Linked DNA regions of Homo sapiens: region 1 is linked to region 2. Evidence: chromatin loops called from intact Hi-C (ENCODE). Cell type or tissue: prostate gland. All regions are shown on one strand. Links, peaks and the distances in the headings refer to the core of each region. The heading gives the core; the rest is flanking DNA. Region 1 has its middle 29 kb from the start of MEAK7. Region 2 holds the start of LOC124903737 (a long non-coding RNA gene).

What was found. Hi-C counts contacts between places; a loop is a spot of excess contacts. Peaks named below come from ENCODE experiments on the same cell type or tissue, not always from the same donor. Only the 100,000 strongest peaks of a DNase experiment are listed, where the experiment ranks them.
Region 1: it touches region 2 in a loop (3-fold over the local background); 4 of 110 quality-filtered maps call a loop at or near these places.

What each region holds. Positions count from the first base shown.
Region 1 is chr16:84,529,287-84,538,752 of GRCh38, reverse strand. No RefSeq gene overlaps it. Among named protein-coding and RNA genes, the nearest start is that of MEAK7, 29 kb to the right of the region's middle. RefSeq lists enhancers at 4,966-5,642, 5,643-6,321, 6,322-6,999 and silencers at 6,536-6,830, 7,113-7,326. In prostate gland, for the core only: no CTCF peak of the experiment used is centred there; DNase peaks (open chromatin) are centred at 6,232 and 6,687; H3K27ac peaks cover 2,042 bases.
Region 2 is chr16:84,722,103-84,731,836 of GRCh38, reverse strand. All of the region lies in intron 1 of USP10 (ubiquitin specific peptidase 10), which reads right to left. It overlaps LOC124903737 (a long non-coding RNA gene), which reads left to right and starts at 1,268. Exons shown (of 3, transcript XR_007065154.1): 1 at 1,268-1,295; 2 at 1,430-1,551; 3 at 2,783-4,356. RefSeq lists enhancers at 4,580-5,080, 5,306-5,355, 5,480-5,774. In prostate gland, for the core only: a CTCF peak has its summit at 5,603 (motif pointing right); DNase peaks (open chromatin) are centred at 1,236 and 5,596; H3K4me3 peaks cover 972 bases; H3K27ac peaks cover 2,305 bases.

The sequences.
Region 1 (9,466 bases), core at 1,467-9,466, 190 kb after region 2:
AACTTCCAACAGCACAGAACCATATGCTGTGTACGCTGTTGTGTCTGGCTTCTTTCATTCCGTATTGTTTGTGAGAGTCGGCCATATTGTGTGTAGTTTGAAGCCATTCTTCTTTCTGTGTGGTTTTCCATCACTTGGACAGACCACATTTATTTAGCCATTCTACTATTGATGGGCATTTGGGTGGTTTCCAATGTGGGGCTATTGTGAACAGTGTTGCAAAGAACATTCTAGTTCAACTCCTTATCCACACACATCCCCCTTCTGGGTGTATACACAGTGAAAATGCTGGGTTATGGTGCAGATCTATGGTCTGCTTTAGTGGATGCTCTGAAATTCTTAGAAAAATATTTATTTAATGAATAACTTTCCTGAGTCAAAGAATCAGGGTGATGGATAAGTTGAAATTATAGCTACAGTCAGGGCCAGTCTCGTGGGTAATTATCTCCCAGGGCAGCAGCCAAGGGCCCTGCACTCAGAAGGGCCTGTGCTTGGGATTTAATTCTTTGAAATTCCTAATAATTTTACTGATGGGACAACAGAGCATGTCCCGATTACCCTCCGCATCCCCCGGTGGCATCGGCAGAAGGCCTGGCTGACATTTATGGCTGAGAGGTTGTCAGTCCCCTGGGGCTGGCGTGAAGGAGCCATGGGGGACATAGCCCTGAAGGGGCCAAGGGGTCTCCGACAGCTGGGCAGCCTAAGGCTGGGGAGTGGCCATTTCGGAGCGTGAAAAGCTTGTGAAATGATCTTGAGGCCCCATTCATAATGCATGAGAGGTCGGGTGGGGGAGCCTCTCTGGACACAGGGCCTTTGTTCCTGCCAGGACTATGGGAGCACTTTCTTCATAATCGTCTCAGAGAGGAAGGAAGCGAAGAAGATTTATCTCCCAGAGTCGAATCCGCTTCCTTGGGAGAGGCGGCTATCTGTCCCTCACAGAACTGAGTGCCCCCAAGAGAATTCTTTGCAATGAGTTACAAAGAGCCAGACTTTGAAGGGTCAAAGATATATAGCTTGCTGACACAGCCTTAGATAATATACATTGTGTGCATGGAGAGAGAGAGAGAAGCTTCTCCCCACACCAGCCTTTTTCACAGCTGTCTATATTGTGCGCCCTCCCAGCCTCCTTGTGAAGGAGTTTTGTTTGTTTGCTTTGCTTTGTTTTTAAACAGGAGAAAGAAAATGACAATAGAGGATAGGATTTTCTCTAAACCCCCAGCACAAAAGTCAATAGCTCAGCTAGAAATGGGCTTGAGGCCAATGGTCAATTAATCAATCACCAAACACATTTTGAGGGCATTTCTAGAAGGGGCGCCCATAGGATAGTCAGCATGAGATGGCTGGGCAGTGAGTCTGGGGCTGCTGCAGCGGGTGGGGTGGGGCCTGGCTAAATGTGTTTCCTGGAAACTTCAAGGCGAATCTGTTTTTTGCAAACTGCTGACTGTTTCCTGCTTCCATATGGGCGCCCTGTTGGCACTATGGGACCCTGCCCCGTGGGGTGGAGCTGATTGGACCAGGGCTGGACACCTGACCCAAGCTGGGCTAATCAGAGTCTCTGTCTCATGAAATTGCCATTGGGTCTGATATCTGGGACAAAGGAGATGGAGTCTTGGGTGGGGCCAGCAGCCGTGTTGTCTCTCTCAGAGAGAAAATAAGACAGAAATGGGCCAGGCACGGTGGCTCACACCTGTAATCCCAGCACTTTGGGAGGCCGAGGTGGGCGGATCACCTGAGGTCAGGAGTTCGAGATCAGCCTGGCCAACATGGTGAAACCCCATCTCTACTAAAAATACAAAAATTGATCGAGCATGGTGGTGTGTGCCTGTAGTCCCAGCTACTCGGGATGCTGAGGCAGGAGAATCGCTTGAACCTGGGAGGCGGAGGTTGCAGTGAGCCGAGATCACGCTACTGCATTGCAGCCTGGGCGACAGAGCAAGACATCATCTAAAAAAAAAAAAAAAAAAAAAAAAAAAAAACAGAATAAGACAAATGAAGCACAAGTAGAGACAGAGGGAGAGAGAGACTGTGAGCGAGTACCGGCCTCCTGGACTCTGGTTTTCCAGGCCCTGCTTCCAGTTCTCACCTTTGGGTTCTGAGAGACACCCCTTGTCCTTCTCGTAAATCTCCCCTTGGTAATCCAAGTTACCAGAATGGCTTTATGCAGGGCCAACTACAGAACTTAGAGGCTTAATGCAAAAGGAAATGGTGGGGCCTTTTGTTCAAAATGTGTTAAGAATTTCAATATGGCAGCAGCAGAACCCGAAACAAAGCATGAAGCCATTCTGAATGCGAGCCTGTGCGGCTGGTAGCTTGCGTGCCCGTGGAGGCCGCCGTGGGTTTATGTCGGCTGCAACCAAAAGAACCTTGAGCAAGACTGTCCTGTTTGGAAAGGTGGCCTTCCCGTGTGAAGGAAAGGCATTGAAATGGCTATGTTGTCTGGGGTATACACCCTGGGGTTGTTTGTCTCCTGCGGAGAAAGAATTCAGGACACGGACATATGTGGGTGAGTTAAGGAGTGGAAAGTTTAATAGAAGGAAGAAGAGAGGAGAGCAGCTCCTTGAGAGAGAACGTCGGAAAAAAAGGGGGAGGTGGCGGACCGCATCAGATTTTATAGGCAGGCTGGAGAAGGGGGTGTCTGATTTACGTAGGGCTTACAGATTGGTTCGATCATGTATGACGTTTACGTAGTGTACAGGGAAGTCTGGTTGCCCCACCCTAAACTTATTATACAAATGGACTTCCCAGTTGATTGTGCCATCTTGCCTGCTCCTTTGCACAGGTGGCTGACAAAGACAAAGGAAGATGGAGCCTCCATCTTTAAGATGATTGGCACAACTGCCAGTATCTATGTCTGTAACTCGATTTTACAGGCTGCTCTTTGTTAGAAAAGAAAATAATTTGGGGCTGCTTTTCGTTTAAAAGAAAAGCCTTACTGCGAACTCCCATACCGTTACTATCTGCCTAATTTCTTCTTAACTCCTATATCAGCATTTAGAAATCTTGCCTAGAATTACATCAAAGGGGCAGCTATAGGCAGTAAAACTTCAGAGGACAGAGAAAGTTCGGCATGACTAAACAACATGAAAGAAAAGGCATTCCTGGGGCAGGTGGTCAACAGAGAGCCTTTGGGGGGATGGGAGCAAACGCCTTTAAACTCCATGCTACTGGCCCAAGAGCAGACGGGGCCCAAGGCCCAGGGAGGGCTGTTCGTAGGGCAGATGGTACAGTCCAAGAATCCAAAAGGCACTAACACAGGCGGGATGATGAGGAGGAGTCCAGATCAGATCAGGACAAAGAGACATAGGCCTTTCTCTTCACCAAATGTATCAGCAATGCAGTGAGAGGGGCCAGGCAGGACCCTGACATTTCTTGCTAATGTGTCCAAACACTTGCAGCTTTGGCTATATTATGTTTAATTAACTGGAATTAACTGAATACCGTACTCATTCTCCATGGTGGTTTCAAATACCGCCCTCCAATTCTTTATAAACTCTTAGGTTAGAAAGAAGAAGAAAAGAAAAGAAGAAGGAGAAGAAGAAGGAGAAGGAGGAAGAGGAGGGGAAAGAGGGGGAGGGGGAGGAGTGGGAGAAGGAGGAGGGAGTAGGGGGAGGGGGGAGGAGTGAGAGAAGGAAGAGAAGTTGGGGGAGAAGGAGGAAGAAGGGGAGGGAGGAGGAGTGGGAGAAGGAAGAGGAGTAAGGGGAGAAGGAATAGGAGCAGGAGGGGAGGAGTGGGAGAAGGAGGAGGAATGGGGAGAGGAGGAGGAGGAATGGGGGGAAAAGGAGGGCGAGGAGGGGGAGAAGGAGAAAGAAGAAGATGATTTTGGATTGGATAAAACCGTTCTGTGTGCAGCATCCGAGTTGCTGGGGCTCCGAGTGGAAGGGGATCAGTCAGCGGTGACCATACAGGGGGCTCTCTTAGCTGGCTGTGTCTGCCCAGGTCAGGAGCACATTGCATCTAGGCACCATGCTGAGGGCTGATGGGGCATGGGCGTATCAGAGATAGCCTGCCTCTCTGCCTCTTTCCAGATCGCTCATTAGACTGTTGGCCAGGACATGCTGAGCCCATAGCCCTGTGACATGTCACCCCCTTGGGTGGCCATCAGTCCTGCCCATGAATCAGTAGGTTCCCATTCAGGGCTGTCTTGCAACAATTTGGAACCCACCTAACTGGATTAAATGTCAAGGAAATAATGAGAGACCTTGCCAGCCATCTGACATCCAGGTTCACTGTGTCTGTTGCCTTTTCCTGGTTGACAGCCTTTTGTAGCCTGTTGGAAATAGGTTGGCATGGTGCTCTTAGTGTCATGGAGATCAGGCTTAGGTTGTGAATGGGTCTAGATCTGAGTCACAGCATCTCCACTTATGGGCTCTGTAGCCTTGGGAAAGTCACTTAACCTGTCTGAGCTTCCCTTTTCCTCAGCTGGAAAATGAGAATAATAATATTTCTTTATCCCCCCAAGATGGCTATGAGGCATAGGGAGATAATTTGATCTTTAATGATCTGGAAATCATTCGATAAAGTTGCCTGGCATGTAGTGATGGAAATTACTAATATTATTATTAATTCATGTGACTTCGTCATGAACATGAATGATTTCTTTTCCAAGTGTTTCCCGCTTTCCAGGTCCTCCATTGAATAATCCATTCTAGAGTCCTGGCTGGGGCTCACATCAGGCTTGTTTGTTAATCATACCTGAAATAATGCTGTTTCCCCTGGCTCTTTAGTGACCAGAGCTCACCTAGTTTTTCAGGCTTGCACAATAGGTGCATAAAGAGTGAACATCAAAGAGACAACCATGCACTGTAATAAATCACAGAACATCTACTGAAGAGAACATCACTCATTTAGTAAATACTGGTGGGATGCGTGCATGATTTCAGCCACTAAAAGTTATGTTATGAGGCTGGGTGCAGTGGCTCACATCTGTAATCCCAGCTCTTTGGGAGGCTGAGGTGGGCAGTTCACTTGAGGTCAGTTGGAGACCAGCCTGGCCAACATGGCAAAACCACATCTCTACTAAAAATAAAAAAAAATTAGCCAGGCGTGGTGGCACGCACCTGTAGTCCCAGCTACTTGGGAGGTGGAGGCAGGAGGATCACTTGAACCTGGGAGGCAGAGGTTGTAGTCAGCCAAGATTACACCACTGCACTACAGCCTGGGCAACAGAGTGAGACTCTGTCTCAAAAAAAAAATTATGATATCAAGTGAAAAAAAATATAAAATTGTATAATTCTGTGTTGCTTCACTTCATGTGACAAGATTATAATTAAGATGTATAAATAGTCACAGGTTAAAAAAAGGAAAGAAAGGAGGGCGATTCACAGAACTGCTAGGGGTGGCCGTATTCCAGCTGCATATATGTGGTTGTGCAGACAGAAGTTAGTATAGCAGGCTTGAGACTGCTATCTTTCGGAAGACCTGCTTGCTAGGTTGACTCTTGGCTGGTGTCTGGGAACTTGGCACTTGAGCTGTTTCCTAAATGATAAAAGTGGTTCACTGTGCTTAGACCACAAACAATGTGGTTCGTGCTAAACACGTGCTTCCCTTCGGGAGCTGGGAATTTGGTACCTGCTAAGAAGAAGGTGCCAACTGACCAGCCCTTAGAAAAACTCTGGGGTGCTGAGTCTCTGATGGGCTTCCTTGGACAGAAGCCTTGCAGACACACAGCTGCATTTTTGTTGATGGGGACGGAATGTGCTCTGTGCAACCCTTCTTGGGGAGGGGAGGGCGTGAGAGAGCCTCATAATGGACTCCTGCAGACTCCAACTCTACGGTTTCGCCTTTTGAGCTGATTGTGTATCCTTACTGCACTGTTGTAAATAAATCTTAGCCACACATACAGCTACCTGAATATGCCGAAGCCCATATGAATTCTTTTAGCAAATCTATGAATGTGAGGGTGGTCTTCGGGACTCCCAGCATAATCTGTGTGAGGTTTCTTGCTTCTCTCTTCTGGAAGGTGGTTATGTTACTTTCATAAGGAAAAAAAATAAACACGCTTCTAAATTTTGCCAAATGAATGTGCAGCTATGATGTTCTGACAGTCATAAGGTTGTGTTCCTGGTGCCGCATCCTCAGCGGGAGTTTCCAGTAGCCGCTTAGCTGGCAGCTTCCTTCCTGCCCTGGCCTTGGCTCTAACATCCCTCCTATGGAGATTGTCAGAAGCCACCACTAACTCTCTTCCTACTGGGCCGCAGGCAGGAAACGACCCAGATAGCCTGGAGCTGAGGCCTTGCCCTGAAAGGGAACCGCACATGAATGCAACAAGACACAAGAACTCCCAAATATGGACATGAGATGTTAAGCAGCCAAGAATGTGCTTTTAGAAATGGTACCAAGTTCCTCGGCTGCTCCTGGGGAATTCCTCTCGGGAATGCGGAGGCGAATGGTCATTCTTTTCTGGAAAGGTCACTGCTTGTGTTAACATTCACCCTCCCAGTGAGTGCCCTGGCTGAGCTTGTGAATGAGAGAATCAGAATGGAGGGATTTCAGCAAGCAGAGGGGACTAAAGGGACATTTTGCCAAAAATGCAAACCCAGCAGCCAAGATTGCAGTCATTTTCAATAAATGTCAAGCTGCAATACATTTTCAAGTTGCAATCAGTTTGCAAGTTGGTAACATTTTTGGGTTCCTTTGTTCAGGTTCTGGCTTGTCTGCTTGGAGGGTGCGTTCATCTGGAGTGTCAAGACTGACCTGGGGGCGGAGGTGTGGGTGGCGCCGGGGACTTGTTCACCTGGGAAGGATACCACGTCTCTCAGCCTTTGGAAGGAGTGAATGGATGAGCAAATGAATGAGTGCATGAGCAGGCATGATGCTTAGAAACGCAGTGAACCAACTCCGATCCCAAACTGCAGCAGGCTTCATGACAAAGGGAGCAGAACGTACTGGTGAGAACAAGGGCTGTGCTGTCAGACAGACTTGGTTTCCAGACCTGCCTCCACCACAGTGAACTGGGACAAGCCATGCATCTGACTTGTGTATTGGCCACAGATATCTTGGGCAAGATCTCTGAGCATCTGTTTCCTCATCTGTCGCATGGTGCCCATCATTTCTACTTTGAGGGGCACTGTGAGATGAAATGCAATCATGCATGTCAAGTGCAGGCACTCAGGCAGCTACCGGCTCCTCAGGGTTTATTAGGAGGGCACATCAGGAGGAGGGTAAAGTTTCTACCTTCCAGCTGGGTGTGGCTCACACCTGTAATCCCAGCACTTTGGGAGGCTGAAGTGGGAGGATCGCTTGAGACCAGGAGTTAAAGTCCAGCCTGGGCAACATAGCGAGATCCCGTCTCTACAGAAAATAGGAAAATTAGCTGGGTATGGTGGCATGCGCCTGTGGTCCCAACTACTCAGGAGCCTCAGGTGGGAGGATCGCTTGAGCCCAGGAGGTTGAGGCTGTGGTGAGCTATGATCGTGCCACTGTACTCCAGCCTGGGCGACAGAGTAAGACCCTGTCTCAAAAAAAATAGTTTCTACATTATGGTGGGGGCAGAAAGGAAGGGTGGGGAAAGAAAATTAACCTTTATCAAAATCAAAATGTACCAGGAACTTTAAATTTTATTTAATCCAAATCGGAAGTCTTTTCAGGTGGGGTTGGCCTTTTCAAAAATTAATGTACACATGAATTCCTTAGAGATTTCATTAAAATGTAGACTCTGATTTAGCAGGTCCCAGGTTGGGGGCTGAGAGTCAGGATTTCCTTTTTTTTTCTCCCTGCCTGGCTAATTTTTAAATGTTTTATAGAGACAGGGTCTCATTATGTTGCCCAGGCTGGTCTCAAACTCCCGGGCTCAAGCACTTGTCCTGCCTCAGCCTCTCTAACTAAGTGCTGGGACTACAAGTGTGAGCCATGCCACTCAGCCCCACCTGCATTTCTGTCAAGCTGGAGGGTGATGCTAATGCTCCTGGTCTGTGACCACACTTTGAAAGACAAGAAGGTAGGCAACTCTTACTGTGCCCATTGCATAGATGAGGAAACCGAGGCTCAATGAGGAAACCCAGGACTGTCTGGCTCCAAAGCCCGTACTCTTTCTCTTGTGTGGCTCAAGGTTTCTCAGTGGCTGATGACCGTCTGATGGGCGTATGCCATCAGGGAAGGGTGACACACCCAGAGGATTGAAGAGTCTCTTCAGAGAGGATGGGCAGGTCAGAGGGACCAGAACAGGATGCCAGAGCACCCAGCAAGCTGCAGCAGGTGTGAGAGGAGAGAATGGTGTCAGGGAGTTTGCGAGCCAGCGACGCAGCATGGGATGAGGTTTACAGACAGGAGCCAAGACCATAGCAGAAGAATGGAGCCACTGCTGAAAGCAAACCCAGTGTGAGTGGCGCTGAGGGGAGGGTGACGGGTGCCCTGGCCTCTGTCTCCTGCCAGCCTCTGAGCTCCTGCTAGTGCCTCCCACTGGCCAAATCCAAGGGAGCCTAAGGGACGAGATCCTAGAGATCAGCTTTCCGGGCTGGAGAGCAGAGAAGAGAAAGATCGAGAATGGGTGGGGAAGGGCACACAGGAAGTAGTTGGCATGTCCTGGAATCCCAGATCTGCTACTTACTAGACACATGGTCTTGGGCCAGACATTATCATCTCTGAGCCTTGGTTTCTGTCACTGCAAAGTAGAGCAAATAATAGGCCCTTTCCCACAGGCTTATGGCAAACATCATCAAGGTACTGCACGTCACCGCCACTTGTAATAACCCTGCTGATCAGGAAAGAAGTTTTGGGAAAGGAAACTCAGATGCCAAGAGCTAAAGATACAGTGGTTCTGTTAAAAGTGTCAAGAGTTCAAGCTGGAGTTCTGCTTTGCAAATAACAAGACCTCCAGGCCCTCTGTAATGTAGTGGTGGATCAGTCCCAAATCACCAGCACTCTGCTCAAGCATAGCAACTGTCTCCACATTTTGATGGTTTACATACAGTGCAGAGGCTTTGAAGATGCTACTTGATGCAGCTTTGGCTGCATCTGATGACTCTGGTGGAGAAACAACTGAGTAGACAGGGAGCTGCAAAACAACAACCCGTTCCTGTCACTGTCTCAATGAAGGACCCCGCTACATTCCCAGATGTACATTCCAGAAACCCAGGAGGCATCTTGATGGCACCGAGTCCAGCTCCCTTCCACTTCCAGCCCTCTAGTCAAAGCCCCTGCCATCCTACACCTCCTCACTGGGTTCCACTCTTTCCATCTATTCCCATACAGCAGCCAAAGTGACGTTCCTACAATGCATAGCTCAGCATGACACTTACTGCTGAAACCTGTGAGCCCCTCCCATTGCTCTGAGAACGCGGTCCTACAGGCCCCTCCTGAGCTGGTCTTGCCCACATCTGTCCTGGCTTGCTCTTCTCCAACGAACACCTGCTTCCTTTAGACTCTCCACATGGCTCTTTCTCCTTCCCCAGGCCTCCCTATAGCCTGGACTGATGTCCATTCTCTCCCCTCATCCATCTTTTCCTCTCCATCTCCTAGGTCTCAGCTG
Region 2 (9,734 bases), core at 700-8,699:
AAAATTCTATAGGCTAAAAGGAAGCAGAAAAAATTAGCACAGACTATCACAAAAAAAAAAGAGCTATCAGAGATCATGAAAGTGTTCGCGGAAATTAATTACTAATTTTAAATCACTAAATTAAAAAACTCAACAGAACGTCTTAATAGCAAAATCAACAAGGCTATGGAAGGCAATGGGGCAACATTTTGAAAGTTTCGAGAAAAAAGGATTTTGTTCCTAGAATGCCAGAGTATTTTTTCATAGAATTCTATAAACTACTTTTCAAGTGCAAAAGAGAAAGAACACTTTCTGTCACATACACCTTTTTCTTGGGGGGAGGAAAGGAAACTGCTTAAGAATTCCAGAAAATGAATTCGAGAAATACAAGAATGATAAAGAAGTAAAATACAAGAAACACACGGCAGCTGTGAAGTTTAATGCAAATATTAAGAATAAATAAACTAAAATCATGCTGTTTTGTTTAATATCAATAGTAGAAACGTGGCTACTCTGTGCACATTGCCTATGGCGTAGCCCTGCTCTGCAACGAGCAGTTAAAAAAAAAAAAAAAGTAGAGGCCGGGAGCGGTGGCTCACACCTGTAATCCCAGCACTCTGGGAGGCCGAGGTGGGCGGATCATGAGGTCAGAAGATCGAGACCATCCTGGCTAACACGGTGAAACCCCGTCTCTACTAAAAATACAAAAAATTAGCCGGGCATGGTGGCATGCACCTGTAGTCCCAGCTACTCAGGAGGCTGATGCAGGAGAATCGCTTGAACCCGGGAGGTGGAGGTTGCAGCAAGCCGAGAATGAGCCACTGCACTCCAGCCTGCTGACAGAGAGAGATTCCGTGTCAAAAAAAAAAAAAAAAAAAAAAGGTAGAAATGCTATATATTAAAAGTTATCCATTTTATCTTATGACTAACAAGAAAGGCCTTTTACTTCAGAATGTGGGGAAGATACCTAAGGATAAGAAATCAGAATGTTCTGCAGGATTATCAGGTATTTTCTTTAGGAAGGTTTTCTTCCTAGACAATGGAAAATAAAAATGTTTATTTAAATCATACTTCTAAGCACACTTTCTTATTTCAGTTCATATACAGCCTAAAGTTTTTAGAGCTGGTCAATCCAGTAAGAACACTACAAATCCAAATGATTTGATAAAAATCTTGGCAGCAGAGGAGGAGAGGAGGAGAAAACAAGATTCCAAGCCACTAACACACACTTCCTGTTTCAAACGCAGACACCAAGTGGCTTCAGCATGAGTCAGCGGCAAACACCCTCAAGTCATGAGCTGGAACGCTCAGAAACGGTTCACTGAGTTTTTTTTCTCCTATTATTTTCAAATTTATTAGTTTTACTTAATTATTTTTAAAGTATCTGAGAAAATGTTATAGATTTTAAGCGTGTTTTTATTATAACTTCATGTCAATAATTTCTCCACAGATATGTACCTTCAATCAAATTACAGAATTAACTAGGGGAAAATGAGGAAGAACTTTAGGTACAGACAGCGAGAGATCTTCAAAATACTATTAAAAGAAGAAAGCACTCTCGGTGTAAAAAAGGTAGGAAAATAGAGTATCTGTGTTGCTATATAATAACATATTTGTGTTTGTTAATAATATAGATATTTGTGTCTGCATAAAGAGACACTGGAAAGATCAACAAGAAAAAATGTGGCCCTTCACCTTTGGGACAGTAGCACTGAGTGGACGCTGAGTGGACGCAGACAGGAGTGGAGGGGATTTCCTAGCACGTTTTTTGGAGGGTTTTCTTGGGAGGGGACTACATACTTTATTCAAAACATTAATCATAAAAAGTAAACACAACAGAAATCACCTTACAACTCTTCAAATACACCCATTTTGCACAGACATAATTTCATAAGCATGTTAGTTTCAAGAGCTCATTGACAACAGCTTAGGACTTGATGAAAACATGTCACGCAAAAAAATACACCATAAGTAACTGCTGATTACCAGCTATGCAACACTGAACTATCATTTAACACTTGACAAATCACTAGCCACGGCTGTTTTGAACTCCAACTTAATTTCCTTAACACTGGCTCACATAGCTCAAAAAACAACTCCATCAAAATACACGTGAATCACATTTTAATCCTTAAATGCATGAGCTTTTAAAAGTGAGCAGTTACACTTCAGCAATATTTAAAACCGGTCCTTTCGATTTTATAACTGAAATAAAGGAACGGGCTAAGAAGTCAGTGCCAAGGGTTTAAGAGCATCTCTGCAAGGCGCTCAGCCTCCCGGGGAACTTGATTAGAATTTCCATCTCCCATACAATGAGTATTCCCCATATGCTCATGGCAGATAAACTACATGTATCTTTTTCCTATGTGTCAATACAAATATAACTTATACTCAAGCAGGAATTCTGATACAACCCAATAACCACATATAAAGGAATCCTCTATTTGGGGAGTTAACTATCAAATGTCAGTAAAAGACAAGTCATCGATATCACAAGCTAGGGGAATCCTAAGAATAAAACGGAATTTCTTAGAATTGCAATGCACATTTTGAAAAACGATAAATATTTCTTTCTTGGCAAAGTAAGCTGGCATGGTAACCATTCAAACATGGATTATGAATGATGTGATAAAATAATCCATACAAATGTGAAGGTTAAGACATCATTTTTGTATTTAACAAAATCATATGCATCATTCAAAGCACTACAATGAAGAAGCATTTATTATCAACACTATTCCAAAAGACAAAGTGTTGCTTGGCCAGACACGGTGGCTCACGCTTGTAATCTCGTCACTTCCAGAAGCCGAGGCGAGCAGATCACTTGACTTCAGGAGTTCAAGACCAGCCCAGCCAAAATGGTGAAATCCACCTCCACTAAAAATACAAAAATTAGCCAGGCATGGTGGTGGGTGCCTGTAATCCCAGCTACTTGGGAGGCTGATGCAGAAGAATTACGTGAACCTGGAAGGCGGAGGCTGCAGTGAGCCAAGATGGTGCCACTACACTCCAGCCTGAATGACAGAGGAAGACTCCGTCTCAAAAAAAAGAAAAAAGAAGAGGTGCTGCTTATAAAACAGAATATGACAACTTTATTGGGAGGAAAAAAGGTAATTTTTGCATATGCTGATAAAACTACAAAAAGGGAAAATGGCCAAATACTTATTCAGTAGCAAATACCAGTGAGTGGACGGACATAAATTATAATTTTGATAAAACTACAAAAGGAGGCCGGACACGGTGGCTCACGCCTGTAATCCCAGCACTTTGGGAGGCCGAGGCAGGCGGATCACGAGGTCAGGAGATTGAGACCATCCTGGCTAAACCCCGTCTCTATTAAAAATACAAAAATTAGCCGGGCGTGGTGGCACATGCTTGTAGTCCCAGCTACCCGGGAGGCTGAGGCAGGGGAATCGCTTGAACCGGGGAGGCAGAGGTTGCAGTGAGCCGAGATCGCACCACTGAACTCCAGCCTGGGCAACAGCGAGAAAAAAAAAAAGTAAAAAAGGCCAAATATTTATTCAATATATTTCAATTATTTATTCAATTTATTCAATATATTTATAGCAAATACCAGTGAGTGACAATTATTTAACTAAAATGATATCTGACTAAATGTTGAAGCAAGGCATGTTTGTGACACCAAAAAGTTTATCACAGAAATTCAGGACAGCCAACTGCTATTAAAATGTTCTGGTTTCACCATCTCCTTCTCCAAAAGCCTTCCTAACTTCCAATCAAATGTTATTTTAGGTGTTTGGTAAAATGAGGAATGTTATCAAAAGAGGGGAGGAGAAACTGCTGTTCAAAAAAGTCAATATCCTGAAAGGCTGTGGGAAACTTCCAGACTACAAAAAGCTAGAGACATGATAACTAAATACATTTCCTGACCCTAGACTGGATCCTGTGCTGGAAGGGAAAATTCTAGAAAGGACATTATATGGTCAACTCCCAAAATTAGAATATGGACAGGTTAGAAAAAAGTACTGCATCAATGTAAATTTGTGAAAGTGGTAACGTATTACTGTGGTTATTTAAGAGAATATGCCTATTCTTAGGAAATACACATTCAAGAATTTAGGATTAAGTGGCTACAGTGTATGTAATCTTCCCTGAAATCTCAAAGGGTTTGGAAAAATATTGTATGTCTGTATATTTGCATTTGTTAGCCCATGTCTGTGTGTCTGTATGTGTATCCGTATGAGTGTGTATTTGCAGACAGAGAATTCCAGCACACACAAATGATTAAGCAAATGGATTTAATCTTAACAACAGGTGGATCTGGGTAAAGGACCATCTGGGGATTCTTTGTACTATTTTTCTTTCCGCAACTTTTCAAGTTTCAAACTATTTGCAAATAAAGAGTTTTTGTTTGTTTGTTTGTTTGTTTGTTTGTTTTTTTAAAGCTAACACTGAAAATTGTGAGGTTATGAGGAAAACCTTTACCCTCTCCTTATGTTTGACTGTTTAGTGTTTTCTCTCCTCTGGAAGATTAACTTATTTCAAAGGCTGTCACATGAGGGGGGAAAATTGTAGGTGTTTGGGTAAAATAAAGATGAAAATAACGCTGTGTCTGACTTCACAGGATTTACAACCTAGTGAAGAGGGAAATGCCACTGATGACATGAATTAGTTTTGCCCATAACAGAGCAAGATAAAATACAGAACAATTCAGTTCACACGGGAGACTAAAAAGCACGAGTAAGTTCATCGTTTCTTGTAATTTCAAAGAAAGTGCAGAGCTTAGGACATATTGGTGGCTGTCATTAAAATAAAAGCAGGTACCTGGAGGCCCTGTCAGCCATGCCACACCACAGAAACTGTGACACTGCTGCGGCTAACTCTGCCCTTCCCACAGCTACACCAAATACCATCAGGAAAGACTGGGAAGCCCCCTAAGGTTTCAGCAACTCTGCCAGAGTCAGAACACTGGGGTCAAAAGGAGGTATCAGAAAGCAGTAACAAACGCTCCTTTCCCGCGTCCTGTGGTTGCATAGGAAATGCCCAGGGGCGGGACGGCACAGAAATGCCTGCGATTCGGGGGAGCAAAGTACAAGGGCTTCAGGCATTTCTTCCCCTTTTTAGGGGAAGTAAGACTGTGAACTAGAGAAGCTATTTATTCCCCTCCACCACTTCCCCTCATATCCCATCCGGCCTCCATCCCGGGCTTTCAAAACTCTCACTGTTCACATCTTTACTTTCTGATCCTTTCTCAAGAGGATGTGGAAAAAAATATACAAGAAACACTTCGAGAAAAGGGGGGCAAGCCCACACCACAGCAGGGATGGGAACAAAAGACACCTTCCTCCCTGAAGCATAGCCTGTTGGCTAAGCTGGCTCAGTTTACCTTCTGGAGGTGTGTGGAGGCCACTACGGCCCTCAGGGGGCCTGAGTTGAGAAACCCTGGGCAAAGGTTTAGACGAAGTGGGAAAACCAGTGTTCCTGCTAAAGGAAAAACAAAGACCTTGCCCTCAGCAATAAAGACACATTCCTCCATCTCAGCCCAAGGAAGGCGAGAAGGAGAAAAGATGTCTAATGTTCACTTGCACAACCTGCTGGCTACAGCTCTCCCGCCGGAACTGCGGGAAACGCCACTTTCGGCTTCAGGAGACGCTGGGGACTATCAGTACAGCACGGCACTAGGGGGCGCTGCAGCACAGCATTCTGAAAGTTTCATCTCTCTGGAAATTTGAATAAATATGCAGGTTGTTCCAAATTAACATTCTCTGCCTTCAAAAGGACTGATAGAAATAGGAGATCAGCCCTGAAGTAAGAATGTAAATACTTTGCTGCTGCATTTGTACCTGCAGTTTCCGAGGCAGGTGGACAACTATGACCAATCTCTAAGAACAATCTCCCATTCACAGATGCACAGCTAAGCCTCACAGTGGCAAATGGTATAACCAGGTCACAGTCAAATACACAAGAAGCTGAGAAGTATAAAGTATTCTCCCTCTTCTCCTGATCCAAATAAGCTCAATTTGGGGAAACATGAAAAGAGCAATAGACTGTTTGGCATGATTAAAGCCTTAATCTCATCTACAAAATGAAGGTATGTTGGACCAGACAACTTCTAAAATTCTTCCCATCTCCAAAAGGATCTCTTGGATCTAAAAAGGATTAAGAAACACGGGTTTGAAAATGTCGTCAGACAGGCCGGGCACGGTGGCTCACACCTGTAATCCCAGCACTCTGGGGGGCCGAGGCGGGTGGATCACCTGAGGTCAGGAGTCAGAGAACAGACTGCCAACATGGTGAAACCCTGTCTCTACTAAAAACACAAAAAAAAATTAGCCGGGCATGGTGGCAGGCGCCTCTAATCTCAGCTACTCAGGAGGCTGAGGCAGGAGAATTGCTTGAACCCAGCAGGCAGAGGTTGCAGTGAGCGGAAATCGTGCCATTTGCACTCCAGCCCGGGTAACAAGAGCAAAACTCCGTCTCAAAAAAGAAAAAAGAAAAGAAAGAGAAAAAGAAAAAGAAAATGTCATCAGACTAATGCATGCTACAACAGGATGACTTTGAAAACATTATACTAAGTTAAAGCCACACACAAAGAGCCATAAATTGTTTCTTCCATTCATATGAAATGCCAAGAATAGGCAAATTACCAGACACAGAAAGATCATGGTTGCCAAGGGCTGGGAGGAGAGGAGAATGGGGGAGCGGGAGGCGGTGACTGCTAATGAACATGAGCTTTCTTTTGGGGATGATGAAATGTTCTAAAATGGACTACGGTGTTAGCTGCAAAACTTTGTGAATACACTAAAAACCACTGAAATGCATATTTATTCAAATACACAAACTCCACAGCATGTGAATTATATCTCAATAAAGTTTTAAAAAAGGTCAGTACTTATATCAAAATAAAAATTTTAATTTCTTTACTAGGCTTTATGAATCAAAGCCCAGTAAGTTATGGGTGCTAGCTGATATCTACTGAACAATCATTGTGTGCTTTCAACTTCAGAAGGTGGTGTGGGTGGTTCTGAGGACATCTGGAGATGACACTATCATCAACTAGTGAATGCACACCAGGAAGTTCGCCAATTTAACAATATGCACTGAGCATCAACAATCCACACTCAACTATGCGAGACTACGAGAGTAAAACTTTGAACACAACACACACAGGGGTCAGGGCATGGTGACATTTACAGTTTTATTACAGTGCAAGCCAACTGCAAGCTGAACTAAGTGTTACAAATGGCAGAAGCAGACAAAGGAAGAAGGAGGAAGAGAAGTTTTGTTCCCTCACTAATAGGGCTATAGCAAAATTTTGCTTTACTTTCTTGGGGCAAAGAGGTCCTGAGAAGCGAACAAAGTAGACAAACTATCACAAAGTCACTCTCACAGGCAGCCTCTCTCCTTGAAACTCAAATGTCAAAGTACTGCAATTGAGTGTCTACTTCCCTGTTTGTATATTCTATTTCTACTATTAAAGTGCTATCAAAAAGTAATCATTTTACCTCTCAAAGTATGGTTTTTAACAGGTTGGCTGTATATTAAGTGCTTTCATGGAGATTCCGAGCTAAAATTTCCTTCAGAAATTTTAGATTGAATTCAGATTGAATCTCCAAATTAGAAAACATGATTCACTTAACAGAAACCCACTTTTACCAACTTTCCAGTCCTGTGTCTATATTAGAACTGTATTACAAAATGGCCATTAAATTTTAACTCGCTTTGCTCTTAACTAGTACTAAATAGCAAGGTAATATAGATAGCCCTCATTATTGAATAACTTCCTGTGTAAAATTGCTATTGTATGAAACACAGCAGATAAATTAGGGAGTAAATTCAGTCAACTTTATCTGGGATAGCCCTAGTAGAAGTTCAAGATTCCACCAACTTTCATATTCATTACAATCACCTTGGTGCTGACCTTAAGAAAAAAAGAAATGGAAGATGAAACCAATAAAAAAGAAACTGTAACAGAAGCAGTTCTATCTTTGCTGGGGCCAAGGACGAACAAAAGAAGAGGCTGCAAGGGGGCTCAATGTCATTCTGGGGAATGACAGAACTGGTGTCTTGATTGTGGAGGTGATTACACAAATGAATACATCTGTTAAAATTCATGGAAATATACACTTTAAATGGGTGAAATTCACCGCACATACGTTATACCTCCATAAAGCTGATTTCTTTAAAGTACAAGAATCGAGTTAGATCCATCTTTGTTTAGCCAGAAGTTAATGCAGTAGACTTGGCATAGAGTAGGTGCTCAAAATAGCTTTGTTGAACAAATGAATTCAGGAAGAGGAAGATGAAAAAACCCACACAAATAAAAAGCTTATCTAAGGATAAGGAATAATTTCTCCAAACTACATAGCAATCATTGTGACTTCCCAGGCGTCAGTGGGCTGACAGTCTTAACTTGATCACTCTGAATGGTTTTTATTCTCATGTTTTTATTATCACCAGAGATGTTCCAGCTAGGAGTACATCTTTCATTCTCAAATATAATCTTCAAATAAATACAATCAAGAAATAACACTTATTTTTAAAGTATAACACTTAAACTTATATTTTAAAATATAAGACTTATTCAACGTAAGTGAATTAAGCTTCACAGAACACTTTAAAGGAACACCTATTTTGACCTAAAGAAAAATCATTAACAATTACCATGTGATCCATTTCCCAAGCTAAAGAGAAACCACTTTTCAAAATCTTAAGTGTATAAGGGGGAAAAAAGGCCAAAAAAAAAAAAACCCTGGATGTGATCAGAAGGTATCGGAGCCGGTCAATCCTTTTAAAATCGACTTTATTCCCCACCCCCCATCTTTGACCCTCAAATAAGACCACCGGTTTCCAGTGTGAAGCAGGCATGCATCCTGTATTTCTTGGTCCCTCCTTTCTGCTCAAACTGTCTTTCTGGGCACATTTCACTAAGAACCACCTATTTGTACTCAGTTTCACTTTGCTGTCAATGACAGGAACTCATGTTCCTAGGGACAAAAAATTATCATTTAAATTGATGTACTATAAAATTAAGACGACTGAGCCGGACGCAGTGGCTCACACCTGTAATCCCAGCACTTTGGGAGGCCGAGGCGGACAAATCACTTGAGGTTAGGGAGTTCGAGACTGGCCAACATGGTGAAACTCCATCTCTACTAAAAATACAAAAATTAGCTGGGCGTGGGGGAGTCTGCCTGTAATCCCAGCTACTCGGGAGGCTAGCAGGAGAACTGCTTAAACCTGGGAGGTGAAGGTTTCAGTGAGCCAAGATCACACCACTGCACTCCAGCCTGGGAGACAGAGTGAGACTCTGTCTCAAAAAAAGAAGACTGACAATATCAAATGTTGGTGAGGACAGAGAAGAAGCATTCTCATACACTGCTGGTGCAGATAGAAAACGGCATGGCCGCTTTGAAAAAGCCTTGCAGTTTCTTACAGAATAGAATATACGCTTACCACATTTTACCCACAAGAAATGAAAACCTATGTCCACACAGACACTTGTACATGAATGTGAACAGCAGATTCAAACAGTGGGAACAACAAAAATGTCTATCAAGAGGAAAGAGACAAGCAAACTGTGGGACATCCACAAAGGAATACTACCCAGTACTGAAAAGGCTGGAACTCAACACTCAACATGGCTAAATCTAAATAGTTGGGTCAGGTGAAGGTAACCAAACAAAAGAGTACAGTTTGTGTAATTCTGGGCCAATGTAATTCTAGAAAAGGCAAACTTTCTTAGCCTATAGTGACAGAAGCAGACCACTAGCTGCCTGGACAAGGTGGGGATT